2 separate regions of the Homo sapiens genome follow, and region 2 is linked to region 1. Evidence: chromatin contacts called from ENCODE Hi-C data. All regions are on one chromosome and are shown on one strand. Each heading gives the region's core, a stretch centred on a gene start or an enhancer-like site at or near the end of the contact. The rest is flanking DNA. Distances are from core to core; before and after follow the strand shown. Region 1 holds the start of SPIN4 (spindlin family member 4). Region 2 overlaps LINC01278 (long intergenic non-protein coding RNA 1278).

Region 1 (6,895 bases), core at 4,393-6,892:
CAACTTAATTTTGATCACAAAGAAAATAAGGAAAAATAAACTAAAAAACTCTAAACTTTAAATCCATCCACCCCTCATTTTTACTTTTTGTCATCTCACCTTACATCTTCTAATTTTGCCTATTTTTTAACCAAATTGTTGTAGTTGTTATTATTTTTAATAGATTTGTCTTTTTTCTTCATTCTACAGGTATGAGTGGTTTATACACTACAATTACAGCATTAGAGTATGCTGAATTTGTCTGTGTACTTACATTTACAAATGATTTTTTTTAACCTTCAAATGTTTTTTATTGTTGTTGTTGTGTATCAATGTCCTTTTTAAAGATTAAAGAACTACAGCACATCTTGTAGGACAGGTCAGGTGGCGATGAATTTCTTCAGCTTTTGTTAGTGTGAGAAAGTCTTTATCTCTCCGTCCTTTTTAAGGGATTCTTTGCTAAGTACAGTATTCTTAGCTGGCAGGTTTTTTTCCTTTAGCACTTTGGATGTCATCCCACTCCCTCCTGGCCTGAAAGGTTTCTGTTGAGAAACCTGCAGCTAGATGTATCAGAGGTCCTTTATAGGTTATTTGCTTTTTTTCCCCATTTCTATAATCTTATCTTTGTCCTGTCTTTTAAGTATCTGATTATAATATGCCTTACAGTAGCAGTAGTAGGTTGAATCTGCTTGGTGACCTTTGATCTTCCTATACCTGGATATTTGTGTCTTTTCCTACATTTGGAATGTTTATTATTATTATTTTCTTGAATAGTCTTTCTACCCCTTTCTCTTTTTCTATGCCCTCTTTAAAGCCAATGGCTCTTACATTTGGTCTTATGAGGCTATCCCATAGGTTTAATAAGTATTTTTCATTGCTTTTAATTCTTCTTTTCTTTTGTCACTTCTGATTGTATATATAAATAAATATATATATATATATATATATATATTTTTTTTTTTTTTTTTTTTTTTTTTTTTTTGAGACAGAGTCTCGGTCTGTCACCCAGACTGGAGTGCAGTGGTGTGATCTCAGCTCACTGCAAGCTCTGCCTCCCAGGTTCATGCCATTCTCCTGCCTCAGCCTCCCAAGTAGCTGGGACTACAGGTACCCGCCACCACGCCCGGCTAATTTTTTGTATTTTTAGTAGAGATGGGGTTTCACTGTGTTAGCCAGGATGGTCTCAATCTCCTGACCTCACGATCCACCTGCCTCGGCCTCCCAAAGTGCTGGGATTACAGGTGTGAGCCACCGCACCCGGCCTGATTGTATATTTTTAAATAGTTTGTATTTGAGCTCACTGATTATTTCTTCTGCTTGATCAAATCTACTGTTGTAATACCATAATGCATTTGTAATTCCATCCATTATATTTTTCACCTCTATGATTTGTTTGATTTTTTATTATTTCAATCTCTTTGTTATATTTCTCTTATAAATTTCTTAATTGCTTCTCAGTGAAGTTCACTGAGCTTCTTTGAAACAGCTATTTTGAATTCTCTGAGAGGTCACACAAATCCATCTTTCTAGGGTTGGTTACTGGCACCTTCTTTAGTTAGTTCAGTGAGGTCATATTTCCCTGAATGCTCTTGATACTTAAAGACATTCATCAATGCCTGGGCTTATTGAATCACTTTTTTTAATGATGGCTGCTTTAAAATCTATTTCAAATATTTCCAACATCGATTTTTTATCTGTTTTGGGCACCTGTTAATTGTCTTGTCTCTTTTAAGTTGTGATTTCCCTTGTTCCTTGTATGATTTTTTTTTAATTGCATCTTAGTCACTTTTTAATTTTATATCATGAGACTCTGTGTTCTCTGTAAACTTTTTATTGGAGAGCCCCCCTATTGTTTTGTGGCTGAAGGGCTGCTTTTGTATATATGTTCAGCTTCTTCTGTTAGGTTCCCCTGACACAACCTTTGAAAAAATGCAGCACTAACTCACACTGCCTCATTGAACATGGGCAGTACAGAAGTTCAGCTCCCATCCCAAATTTGCTGACACCTTCGTGGTGATAATGGGTTACAGGTTCATACCATCTTATGACCTCAAAGTGGGAGTGGGGGCTTATCTGAACTCTGGGACCCATTGACACAAAAGGTTTAGGGAAAGTTGAGTACCATCTAGTCCCATCATGTTTCCCTTTGTTCTGTCTCACTGACTGTGGATGAGGATGGAAGGTCAGCTACTCACTGGTTTTCACTGACATTAGGGGTATAGGGAACCAGAGTGCTGACTAGCCCTGACTTGCTCTACTGTATTCAATCTCATTGCTGTCAGGTTTATATGGGGTGTGAGTGTATCATAACAATTACTAGCACTACCTCACACTACCAGATGAATGTGGTGGAGCAACTTACCATTTGACCTTGCTGACACTATCCTGGCAGGGGAATCAGAGTACCATTTGCTTCTGCCAGAGAGGTAGTAGATCAGCTCTTTGTTCAGCATCACCAGTATTTGTCTTCCAGGGGAATAAAAACACTGCCTGTTTTCTGTCAGATGAAGCATGGAAGATCAGCTCTCTGCTTGGTAACACCAACACTACATTGTTAGGGGAACTGGAATGTCAGCTACTTCCACCAACAGTGGATGAAATATCAGTTCTCAACTTTGAGGTTTTTGACTAACTTTGTTCCACACCACAAACTATACCCCCTTTTCCTTATCACAACGAACTCTGTGCTCTTGTCACAAACTCCTGACTAGTTTGTCACATATCCTGTAACCATTCACCCTCTATGTCGTTCCTTGAGCTCTTTGAAAATACCTCACTACACTGCCACCCTCTGAATATCTTCTTTTGTTGTTATTTTAGACATTCAAGTAGTCTTTGCTGATCTCCCCAGCCATAAAAAATCACTACCTCCTTTGGGTCCCCTAGTGCTTCAGTTGTACCTCTTTTATAGCATGCATTATAATCTTTTGTGCACACTGGAATTAACAATAGTTATACCTCCCTCCACCACCCCTCCAATTATAAATTAACACTGAGTATTCCAAATTAATTTTCACTAATGTTTATTTATTAAGAAGTCAATCTTCCAGAAGCTTCCAGTATTTGAAATATTGCTCTGAAATTGGATATAAGGAACAAATCATGCCATAGCCCTCCTTGATTCACAAGCCCTGGCCAAGAGGTCTTGAGTGTAAAACAGAGGAAAGGTTTAGAGGTGGGGTATGAGCTGGGTGGTTTGTAAAAAGATGTAATAAGACAAAATAACTTCTTTCAGGAGATGACTAGTTAGGAGACAACTGAGTACTTACTATGTACCAGTTCATGTGCTGAGAGATTTGTGTGTATTTATCTAATTTAATCCTCACACTTACACTTTGAGGTAAGTTTTATTGTTATCCACACATGTAGGTTGATGAAAGCTTGCCCCCGCCCCACTTGCTTTAATGTTTTCTCCTAAGCATTTTCAGACTTATGGGCACATGTATTCACAGGGTCAGTGATTTAGGTGTTTTAAAAGGATAAAATTGCTGAGGGAGAGCCTGAGTTGCCAGAACTGTAGTCGTCAAAAGCTTGTGTAAGGCTACTTGTTTCACTGTGGAAGATGTCTTTGCATTGGGGCAGGGCAGCTGAAAGCAATTATTTATTCATTTAACAAATGTTTATTGAGTCTCTATTCTGTGTAGGGTATTTGGGATGCAAGATAAAAATCCCTTCTTGAATAAGTTTATTGTCCAGTGGGAGTCATACAAAGTGAACATTATATCAGCATGATAAGGCCTTTTAAATCTATATGTTAGTGAATGGTCTGAATATTAGAATCATAATTTTGGAGAAGAAAGGGTATTCGAATTTTTTTTTGTCTCTTCAGGCCACTTTGTGGGGTTGTAAGCAAGAATTCCCTTGAAGGATGTAACCAAAGGCCTGAGGAAACTGTTTTCCCTGCATTTGTGTGCCCTGTGGGTCATCTTCTTCTTTCATGTGTCAACTGCTCTTCTGAGCAAAAAGTGCTTGGTGTATCTTGGTCTGGGGAATTATTTGGAAGACATTATTTGTGGAACATAATGGCATAACATTTACATACGTTCACCTTCTGACTTTGAGTATGAATGTGTAGGTTGTGTATATGTGTGAATATATATACACCACGATGTCATTCTAAGTGTTTGGAAATAACTGTTCATACATGTAGTTTACCTTCTTCCTTGGAATTACTATCTTGTAATATGGCATTAAAGAATTATCCCATCTCTGAAGTCCTTTGCCTGGGAAACATGGTGAACTGGAGGATCCTTACACATTCTGTGTGACCAGCTATTAAACAGAATGAGGACTAGGTCTCTCTGTCACTGACTTGGAAGGTAATGAAATGTTCAGGCAACCAGTATTGACACCTTGCAGCTTTTGCCCCGGTTTTGTTTCCAGGTGAATTAATTGCCTTTTTTACTCATGATTATATGACGCTTTCTCTTTTCACCAGTGAAGAGTAGAGGAATGAAAATGAGAACCCTAGACTCTTCTGGATTTTAATGTCATCTTGTAAGTGGGATATAGTGTTAAAAGCTTTACAGACATTCTCATTTAATCCTCATAGCAGCTCTGTGACTTAAGGTAAGTGAAATTATGGACACTTTCTTTTCTTGCAGGTTTTCGATATAAGCATGCAGCACTTTTATAATCAGAAAAACAGCAAATATATACACAAAAAATCCCTTCTTTCTCTCTCTACAAAATTAAGACCACAATATTGTTTCAATATTTTGCTTTTTCATTGTACTCATCTCATGTGCAGCTCTCCATGTCATTAAATCTTCTTTTAAAAAATGGTTTAGACAATAAATCCATTTATGAAGGTAAAATGTTTTTATTTATACTTATGTTATAGATCATGTAGGATAAATAGTGGACTATCAAAAGGAATATTACAAATATTTAATATTACTATTAAAAATCATGTTTTCAGAGTATTTAACAATCTTGGAAAATGTTCATGATATACATGAAAAACACAAGTTATAAAAGTATGAAATATGCTCCCAATTTTATAAAATATAAGTACAGGTTTATTAATAGGAGAGAAAACAGTATTGTTAACATTTTGGTGCAGTCTGGATGGTAAAATTAATGGTAGTTTCGTCTTTTATTTCACTGAATTTTAGAAGATCTCCACAATGTCAGTACATGACCTTTACATTCTGACAAAAAAAAAAAAAATAAAAATAATTACTAGAAATGATCAGGTAGAAAATATAAAACAGATTTTGGATTAAGATGGTGGTCTGTAAATTGTACACAGGGTTTTTATTCTCATCTTAAATATCTTAAACTGAAAGAAAATAATTTGTATGCACAAACTCTTTCTGGGTGTGCGTGTGTTTTACATTTTTTTTTTTTTTAAGTGAGGAATTCCTGGAAGACAGAAAGCAGATGGAGCCACTGTGTAGGAGGCTGGCGGGCAGCAGACCGCCAGAAAGGAGGAGGAGGGGAGTCGGCCTGTCTGGCTGGCGTTTGAGGGAAACGGTCGAGGGGCGGAGGAGGAAATGAAAGAGAGGGCGCGTGTGTCAATACAAACTGAACACGGGCACGCGCGCTGACCAGCCCGGCTGCCGCCCGCAGAGCGGAAGGCGGGATGGCTGGGGGCGGGGCCAAGGCTCAGGCGGGCTCAGAGGGGGCGGGTTCCCTGCGCCGCAAAGACCCGGTCGCCAGAGTGAAGCCAAGCCAGCTAGCGCTGCGAAGCCCAGGCCGCGCGGACTCCCCAGAGACTTGCCGCCGCCTGCGCCTTTGCCGCTGCAGCCATCCCTCTTACTCCTTGCCTTTCGTCCCCGTCGTCTCCTCTGCCGCCGTGCCGCAGCCGCACCAGCATCGACAACAGCTAAGTGGCCGATTCGGGGACTTGGGGTCGGGGTTGGGGCGGACGCAAGGCACGAACAGCACTCGCGAGCCCGCCATCTCTACGTCAGCCGCCACTGCTGCAGTAACCCTTCTAGGGCGAGAGAGGAAAGCACTGTGGAGAGGCACACGCTGTCCCAGTGCTCACGGTTAGAGTTCGAGCGTTTCTGCCAAAACCTTGGTGAGAGCCTTGCACTTGGAGAAGGGAGCACAGACCAGGTCTTTGAGATCGCAAAAAATATATATATCATATTGCATAGTGTTGACTTTTTGTCAGTTTAATCGACCAGGGCAGCAGCTTTCCCCAAGCCCTCTTAATCCCTGAGCTATGTCTCCTCCAACCGTGCCTCCGATGGGGGTAGATGGCGTGTCCGCATACCTGATGAAGAAAAGGCACACCCACAGGAAGCAACGGCGCAAGCCCACTTTCCTCACTCGTAGGAACATCGTGGGCTGCCGCATTCAACACGGCTGGAAGGAAGGCAACGAGCCAGTGGAGCAGTGGAAGGGTACTGTGCTCGAGCAGGTTTCCGTGAAGCCCACTCTTTACATCATTAAATATGATGGCAAAGATAGTGTGTATGGACTAGAACTGCACCGCGATAAGAGAGTTTTAGCGCTAGAGATCCTTCCTGAGAGAGTGCCAACTCCTCGTATCGATTCACGACTGGCAGATTCCCTGATTGGCAAGGCAGTGGAGCATGTGTTTGAAGGTGAACATGGTACCAAGGATGAATGGAAGGGTATGGTCCTGGCGCGAGCTCCTGTGATGGATACTTGGTTTTACATCACCTACGAGAAAGATCCTGTTCTCTATATGTACACGCTGCTTGATGACTACAAAGATGGTGACTTACGCATTATTCCAGATTCCAACTACTATTTCCCTACAGCAGAACAGGAGCCTGGAGAGGTGGTCGACAGTCTCGTGGGCAAGCAGGTGGAGCATGCCAAAGATGACGGGTCCAAGAGAACTGGCATTTTTATACATCAAGTGGTGGCGAAGCCATCTGTTTACTTCATTAAGTTTGATGATGATATTCACATTTATGTCTATGGTTTGGTGAAA
Region 2 (6,634 bases), core at 1,969-4,468, 84 kb before region 1:
TTTCTGCTAGTATGTTTTCACTTAGTCTGATAGGGTTTCCTTGTGGGTCAGTAGATACTTTTCTCTTGATAATTTTACAATTCTTTTTTTCACATTTTTTAGACAGTCTGATGAGAGTATGCTATAGTGAATTCCTTTTTATAATGTATTTTCCAAGAGATTGTTGGTCCCCCCGTATGTGTATGTCTACATTTCTTTGCATAATCTGGAAGCTTTCATCAATTATTTCTTTAAATAGGTTTTATATCATTTTTAAAATTTTTATTCCTTTTTGGGAATACAAATAATTTGAAAGTTTGGTAGCTCTTAGTCCCATGAGTCTTGAAGGCCTTTCTCATTCTTTTTTATTCTTTTTAAAAGTTTTTGTCTTCATGGGCTATTTCAACACACCTGTCTTCAAGTTCTGAGATTCTTTATTTTGCTTGTTCTGGTATATTGTTGAAAATTTGACATGATTTTTTAAAGATATTTATATTCTTGATAAGTTGATTGTTTATATTCTGAATTGATTTTGTATTTCTTTGTATTGGTTTCAGATTTTTTCTTGCATTTCATTGAGCTTTTTAAAAATCAATATTCTGACTTATTTGGCATTTTGAGGATTTTTTGTTAGAATCTATTGCTAGAGAATTATTGCGATCCTTTGAAAGTGTCATAATACCTTGCTTTTTCATGATTCTTGTATCTTTACATTGATCACTGCATATCTGGAGTATTAGTCTTTTTTTATTTCTGAATGTACTTTCATGGGGGAGGCTATTCTTGATGTGACTCTGGTGTATGTTGTGTAAGGCTGTTTGGCTGTGTTCAGTGGCAAAGATTGTATGATTTCCTTGCTTCTAAATACCCTTAATATGATCTTTCTCAAAAGCCAGTAATCTTTCTCAAATGCCAAGTATACTAAATGGGTGAGTGCTCTCATGATTTCCTGAACTGAACAGCTGAGGTGGCATGCCTCATGCAGGTAGCAGTGGTCATAAAAACATTTTATCATTCCTGAGCGTTGTGCTCTTATGTCAGCTGTTATTGTAATGGGCTGTGCAGATTCACCTCCATGCCAGTAGTTGGTGCCTGCAGGTTACAGCCAGCTAAAGTGATAGCAGAAGTGTTTATGCCCAACCTCTTTATCTGAGAAAATTGCTCAAGTGGCCCAGGTGGTGCATGATACCATGGAATGTTCAGGGTCATGAGTTCATGTTCTGCCTTGGGTTGGAGTTGAAACTAACTGGAACCAGGCATGGGAAACCTACACTCAGGATCCTCAATGGTGGATTAAAGCACCAGCCCTGTTGGGGGTGGCATCATGGTACTCGGGCCTCTGGAAGAATGCATGGGTGAGGGACAACTGCTTCTTCATCAAGGTCTCAGCACAGAGAGGGAGGGGTGGTGCCAGTGCCACATTCTTAGCCAGTGGAAGTGAAATGTGCTTCCCCCTCACACTCCAGACTTGACATCATTCACTCTCCTGTACCAATTGTGGTAAGCAGTTTGAATATTTGGCTAGTCACTACAATTTGCTTCTAGTTTCCAACAAAGTCCCTAGTATTAGAAGTCACTGACTTGGTCAATACCATGCCTCCCAGGCAATTCTCCTCCTTCTCTGGTCCTAGAAGAGAAGCTCAGTTCTGGTACCAGTAGCTGGAGTCCACACTACACTCATATCTCTGTTCTGGCTGTGGGAGCTCCTCCCGTTTGAGCCCTAGTTGTCCGTGCCCCAGTGCAAGTCTCTCTAATGCCAAAGACTGCCACTGCCTCAAGCTCCCTTGACCCCACAGAGCTTGCTAAGAGCTAAAATCTAGAATGTCATTTTTCTTTAGGTACCCAAGTCTGAGGAAGTACATGGAACACTTCCCAGAGCAGTTCCTTCTTATAGGCTCCCGGCCATTACCCAAGTTAGATCTAGGGATTCAGAAAGTTAAGGTGCTCTCCTGTGGTCTGGATTTCACCATTCCCCAGTGGAAAAGTGAACTGCAGAGAAGCACTCACTCATGCTTTCCCATGTTGGGGATTCGTACCCAGTATTTAGCTGATCCCAGCCAAGAGAACTTCATGCCTTCCTTCTGTTTCCCAGATTCAGAATTTTTTTTCATTTTTCTGCTTAACTGCTGTGGTCCTTGTTATATAATTTTCAGAGAAGAACCACTATTTTTGCTCGTCTAAATGGATTAGGCACGTTGGAAAAACCTCTAGTCAGTAATCTTGAGGAAAATAAAGTATGTGTATATTTCTTAGATTCATCTTCTATATGGTATTTAAAATAGACTTTTTTAAATACTGCTTTTAGTGCTTGTCCAATTTTTAATTATTTTTCATTTTTATTTCTTTGTATTGGCAATATTGGGATAAATATTTTCTGTGTTTCTTTTTCATTTAAGTGAATTGCATGCTAGTATCAAAATTTTACCACACATATTTGTTGTTCCAATCCGAGAGGTTTTATTTCACCCTATCATTGATTTATAGATAACACAAACAACTGCTGGGTTGTTAGAAATAAATATTCACTTTGTTGTATCATTTGCTCATTTCATTTCAGAAATTGATCCATTATTATTTTACTCAAACATTTTATTATAAAATATTTAAATGTTCAGAAATATTGAAAGAATTAGGTTTTGAACATCCAAATATAACCTTCTAATATTAACATTTTACTATAATTGATTTATTATTTATCATATTTATGTATTTATATCGCTATAAATTTATTAATATACCTTTTTATCTTTCCAAAATAATATTTAACATTAATAATGAAATATTTCCAACAGGCACAATAGTAAAGGGATTAACATAAATTCCTAAATGCATACCATCCAACTATTAAATTATAACATTTTTATACTTGCTTTAGCTTCTCTTTAAACAAATAATTCATTACAAATGAAATTAAAATACTTTTTGTGCTATAATGTAATCCCATTTCCCTCTCCTTCTTGTGTTTATTTTTCCATGTATATTATTAAGATCCTAGTACATATTTTAGTATATAAAAATAACATTTATGTTGTTTTGCATGTTTTCAGTATTTACCAAAACAGTTTCATTTTGTGTATTATCCTGGGGTGTTCCGCCCAATATTTTGTCTGTGAAATTGATGCATGTTGATCGTGTTAGCCCAAGCCACGCCATTTTGCAGACTGCCACCATTTTACAAACTCTGGTCAGAATGGAAAATTCCACCAGCGCCTGAGCTGTGAGAAACATCCTGTTGGAAAGGTCCCAGGCCTAAACCCTGAGGGCAATAAATTCATCCTGTCAGACAGGTTCCAGGCCTAACCCCTGACTGCAGTAAATTCCTTCCTTTATCAGCAGCCAAACACACCACCCCCGCCCCATTTTCTCAACCATCCCCGACCTCTCCTGCCCAGGCCTAGAACTGCCCCAGCCTGTAAGAAGGACTGGGGCTCCGACGCTAGCTAGTACCCCCTATCTGCAGGCCTTTCTCCCAATAAACCTGTGTTGCCCTTGAGCTGCCTCTGCTCCATTCCTTTCTCCCTTTCGTTCTAACATTTGGTGCCAAAACCTGGGATGGGGTCTAGATCCCACAAGGGAGAGGTACTTCCTTGCAACCTGGGAAGGAAGAGGCAGCGGCAGCTCGCCCCGGGCTAATTCCCAAATCCTGATTGGCCCCTGGTTCCCAGCCCTGCCCACTTTCGTCTTTCTACGGAGGAATTCTTTCTCTCGGCCCCATCCTCCCACCGCTTTCTCCTTCCCCCTCTTTCCTCTCTGTGGCTCTGGCAAGGACCACTCCCATTGCATCCAACACCGGCCTCCAATTGTGGGTGAGTTTCCCTTTCCACCCTCTGGATTCCTCTCATATTTCTGCCTGTTAGCCAGAAAACCCCAGCGCCAGGTAAGAGGATTCCCCGGTCACCACTGGGTGACCCTGGCCTGCCTTCTCAGGGGATGCCCTCAGAATGCTCACGCTCTGACCACTCTGGTTTCTGGGGGACCACGAAGAGCTACGGGGGCACCCCGGCTCTTCTCCATCCCTTCTCATGGTTAGAATTGGGATACTCACTCCCCTACTCCACATTTTTCACCCTCCCAGCCACTCATATGGGGCAGGGCTCCTCGAAATCCCCTCCAGACACCCCTCTCAGATGTCTCATCTGGAACCTCCGAGCACTGGGCTTGGCCGACTCCATTAAAACTAAATGCCTTATTTTCCTTTGTAATGTGGCCTGGCCCCAGTATAAGCTGGACAATGATGGCTGCTGGCCCAGATGGGACTTTTGACTTCCAAATTCAACATGATTTAGAAAATGTCCTCCAGCACAATGGCAAGTGGTCCAAGATGCTCTATATCCAGGCTTTTGCCAATTCCCTCTATCAGTCCTGTTCACCTTACCAGCTGCTCCTCTTAAACAAGAAATCTGCCAAAATGCCTCCCCTTCCAGACAAGCCCTCCTCCTCCTCCTCCTCTGATTTTTATCCAGACGACGAATCCCCACCCGCCCCCCAGCCCCACTCCCACCACCGTCTCCTCCTCCTTCCCCTTCGGCTCCCCCACCCCCTTGTTCCTATCCCCCATCTCCTCTACCCTCTCCCCACCATAACTGATCTCATACTCAGCCCCCTTCTGCTGCTGAAAACCAGGCACAGGCCCAGAGGCCCTCTAAAGTCCCCCCATTGGGGGATGTTATGGAGACTGAAGGCATAGTCTGAGTTCATGTTCCTTTCTCTGTAGCTGATGGCTCTCAGATTGAAAAGAGACTTGACTCCTTTTCCACAGACCCCACATCCTTCCACAAGGAATTTCTGTATATCACTCAATCTTATGACCTTACCTGGCATGACATTTCTGTCATCCTCTCCTCCTCCCTCACCCTGGAGAACAGGGAACATATCTGGATCAGGCCCAAGCAGACACCCTCCACGGACAAGATGCTGCCCATAACCCAGTCACAACCCTCGCTATTCCCAGTACTGTCCCCAGTTGGGATTATCAGGTGGCTTCTGCAGACAGACAGAAACTAGGCCATATGATAACATGCCTCCTAACTGGCATGAATAAAACCGCCCTTACGACTGTCAAGTATGAAAAGATAAAGAAATCACTCAAGGCCCCTGACAAAAACCCTACTCTTTTTTTCTCCTGCCTTTCAGAGACCGTGATTAAATATACCAGCTTAAGCCCTGACACTGCCGAGGACAGAGTCTACCTCCATTTACACGTCATTTCCCAGTCAGCCCCCGACATCCAAAAGAAACTCCAAAGACTGGAGGATGGCCCTCAAACCTCCTAAAGAGACTTAATCAAAGCAGCCTTCAAGGTCTTTAACAATAGAGAGGAAGAAATAAAAACCCGAAAGCTTAAAAGAGACCAGGCTAAATACCAGATGCTGTCAGCTGCCATACAACAGGATTCCCCAATGCATACAAAAATCCTCAACCTCATGACAGTCCCCATCAGGAGTCTGTTTTAAGTGTAGCCAACAGGGTCCCTGGGCAAGAGTCTGCCCCAATCTTGTGCCGCCCTCAAAACCTTGCCTCATCTGTGGTATCAAGGGACACTGGAAGTCAGATTGCACTCAACAAGACTCTTCACCCCGCTTGACCACCTCTAACTCAAACAGGTCCTGCAACCCTGGTTCCAGTCTGGCAAGCATTGTAGACCTGGCTGCTGAAGACTGACGGGGCCCAGGGTCCGCTGCCCCCACCGCCATCACCACCTCGGAACCCAGGGTAACGCTGTCAGTCTTTGGTAAGCCCATGCTCTTCCTTTTAGATCTGGGGACTAGTTACTCAGTTTTATCAGAATATTCTTGACCCTCCTCAGTTCTTCTATCTCTATTGTGAGAGTCAATGGAATCCCCTCTAGGCACATACTGGTCCCCTATTATGCAACCTATTCAATACCCCCTTCATCCACTCCTTCTTAGTTATCCCTTAGTGTCCTACCCCTATCTTGGGGTGGAATATACTGAGTAAATTCCAGGCCCCCATATGACTAGCCTCCTGCAATTCTACCCCTTTTATTTTACTCTGCTGTCCAGATGCTTCCCTCTCCTCCCCCTCATCTTTGCTATCCACTCTGTTACCTTCTGTCAATCCAGAAGTGTGGAACGTTTCTAAACCCACAATAGCCACACATCACATCCCAGTCAAAATAACCTTCCAAGACTCCTCCATTTTCCTTCATCAGCCTCAATATTCCCTTAGCCCAGCCAGCCTCAGGGGCCTCAAACCTATTATCTGTGAGTTTTTACAAGCTCAGATTCTCAAACCTGTTAACTCTCCCCACAACACCCTTGTCCTGGCTGTCAAAAAAACAGACAGATTTTACCACTTGGTCCAGGATCTCCATGTCATTTACCAAGTGGAGGTACCAACCTATCCAGTGGCCCCCAACCCCTATACTCTACTCTCCCATATTCCCCCATCTAGCACACACTTCTCTGTATTGGATCTAAGGGACTTTTTTTTTTTTTTTTTTTTTTTTTTTTTTTTTTTTTACTATTCCCTTGGATCTGGCTTCCCAAAGTCTTTTTGCTTTCACCTGGTCAGACCCAGATACTCACACATCTACCTAACTAACAGACTGTACTCCCACAGGGGTTCCGGGATAGCCCCCTCCTATTTGGGCAGGCTCTCACCAAGGAACTAATCGAGCTTCCCCTTGCTCCTA

Evidence for each region. Hi-C counts contacts between places; a loop is a spot of excess contacts on that map. Pooled maps may share reads with other maps.
Region 2: a loop to region 1 is called in a map of PC-9, with 8 times the contacts of the local background. The contact joins the enhancer-like site here to the promoter of SPIN4 in region 1. A Hi-C loop is called at or near these places in 8 of 168 maps with a recorded cell type or tissue (Caco-2, Calu3, IMR-90 and 5 more) and 4 of 50 pooled maps.

What each region holds. Positions count from the first base shown.
Region 1 is chrX:63,350,079-63,356,973 of GRCh38, reverse strand. It overlaps SPIN4 (spindlin family member 4), which reads left to right and starts at 5,642. Exons shown (of 1, transcript NM_001012968.3): 1 at 5,642-6,895. The coding sequence starts at 6,155. SPIN4-AS1 (SPIN4 antisense RNA 1) reads right to left here. Exons shown (of 3, transcript NR_046739.1): 3 at 4,786-5,132. RefSeq lists a silencer at 5,424-5,653 and enhancers at 5,854-5,903, 6,174-6,223, 6,324-6,453.
Region 2 is chrX:63,431,440-63,438,073 of GRCh38, reverse strand. It overlaps LINC01278 (long intergenic non-protein coding RNA 1278), which reads left to right. Exons shown (of 4, transcript NR_152613.1): 3 at 5,583-5,710. Among named protein-coding and RNA genes, the nearest start is that of SPIN4, 83 kb to the right of the region's middle. Within about 2 kb of position 3,218, at least 5 of the 41 ENCODE cell types and tissues checked have a DNase peak (open chromatin) inside an H3K27ac peak, as active enhancers do; they include PC-3 and PC-9, where a contact is called at or near this core.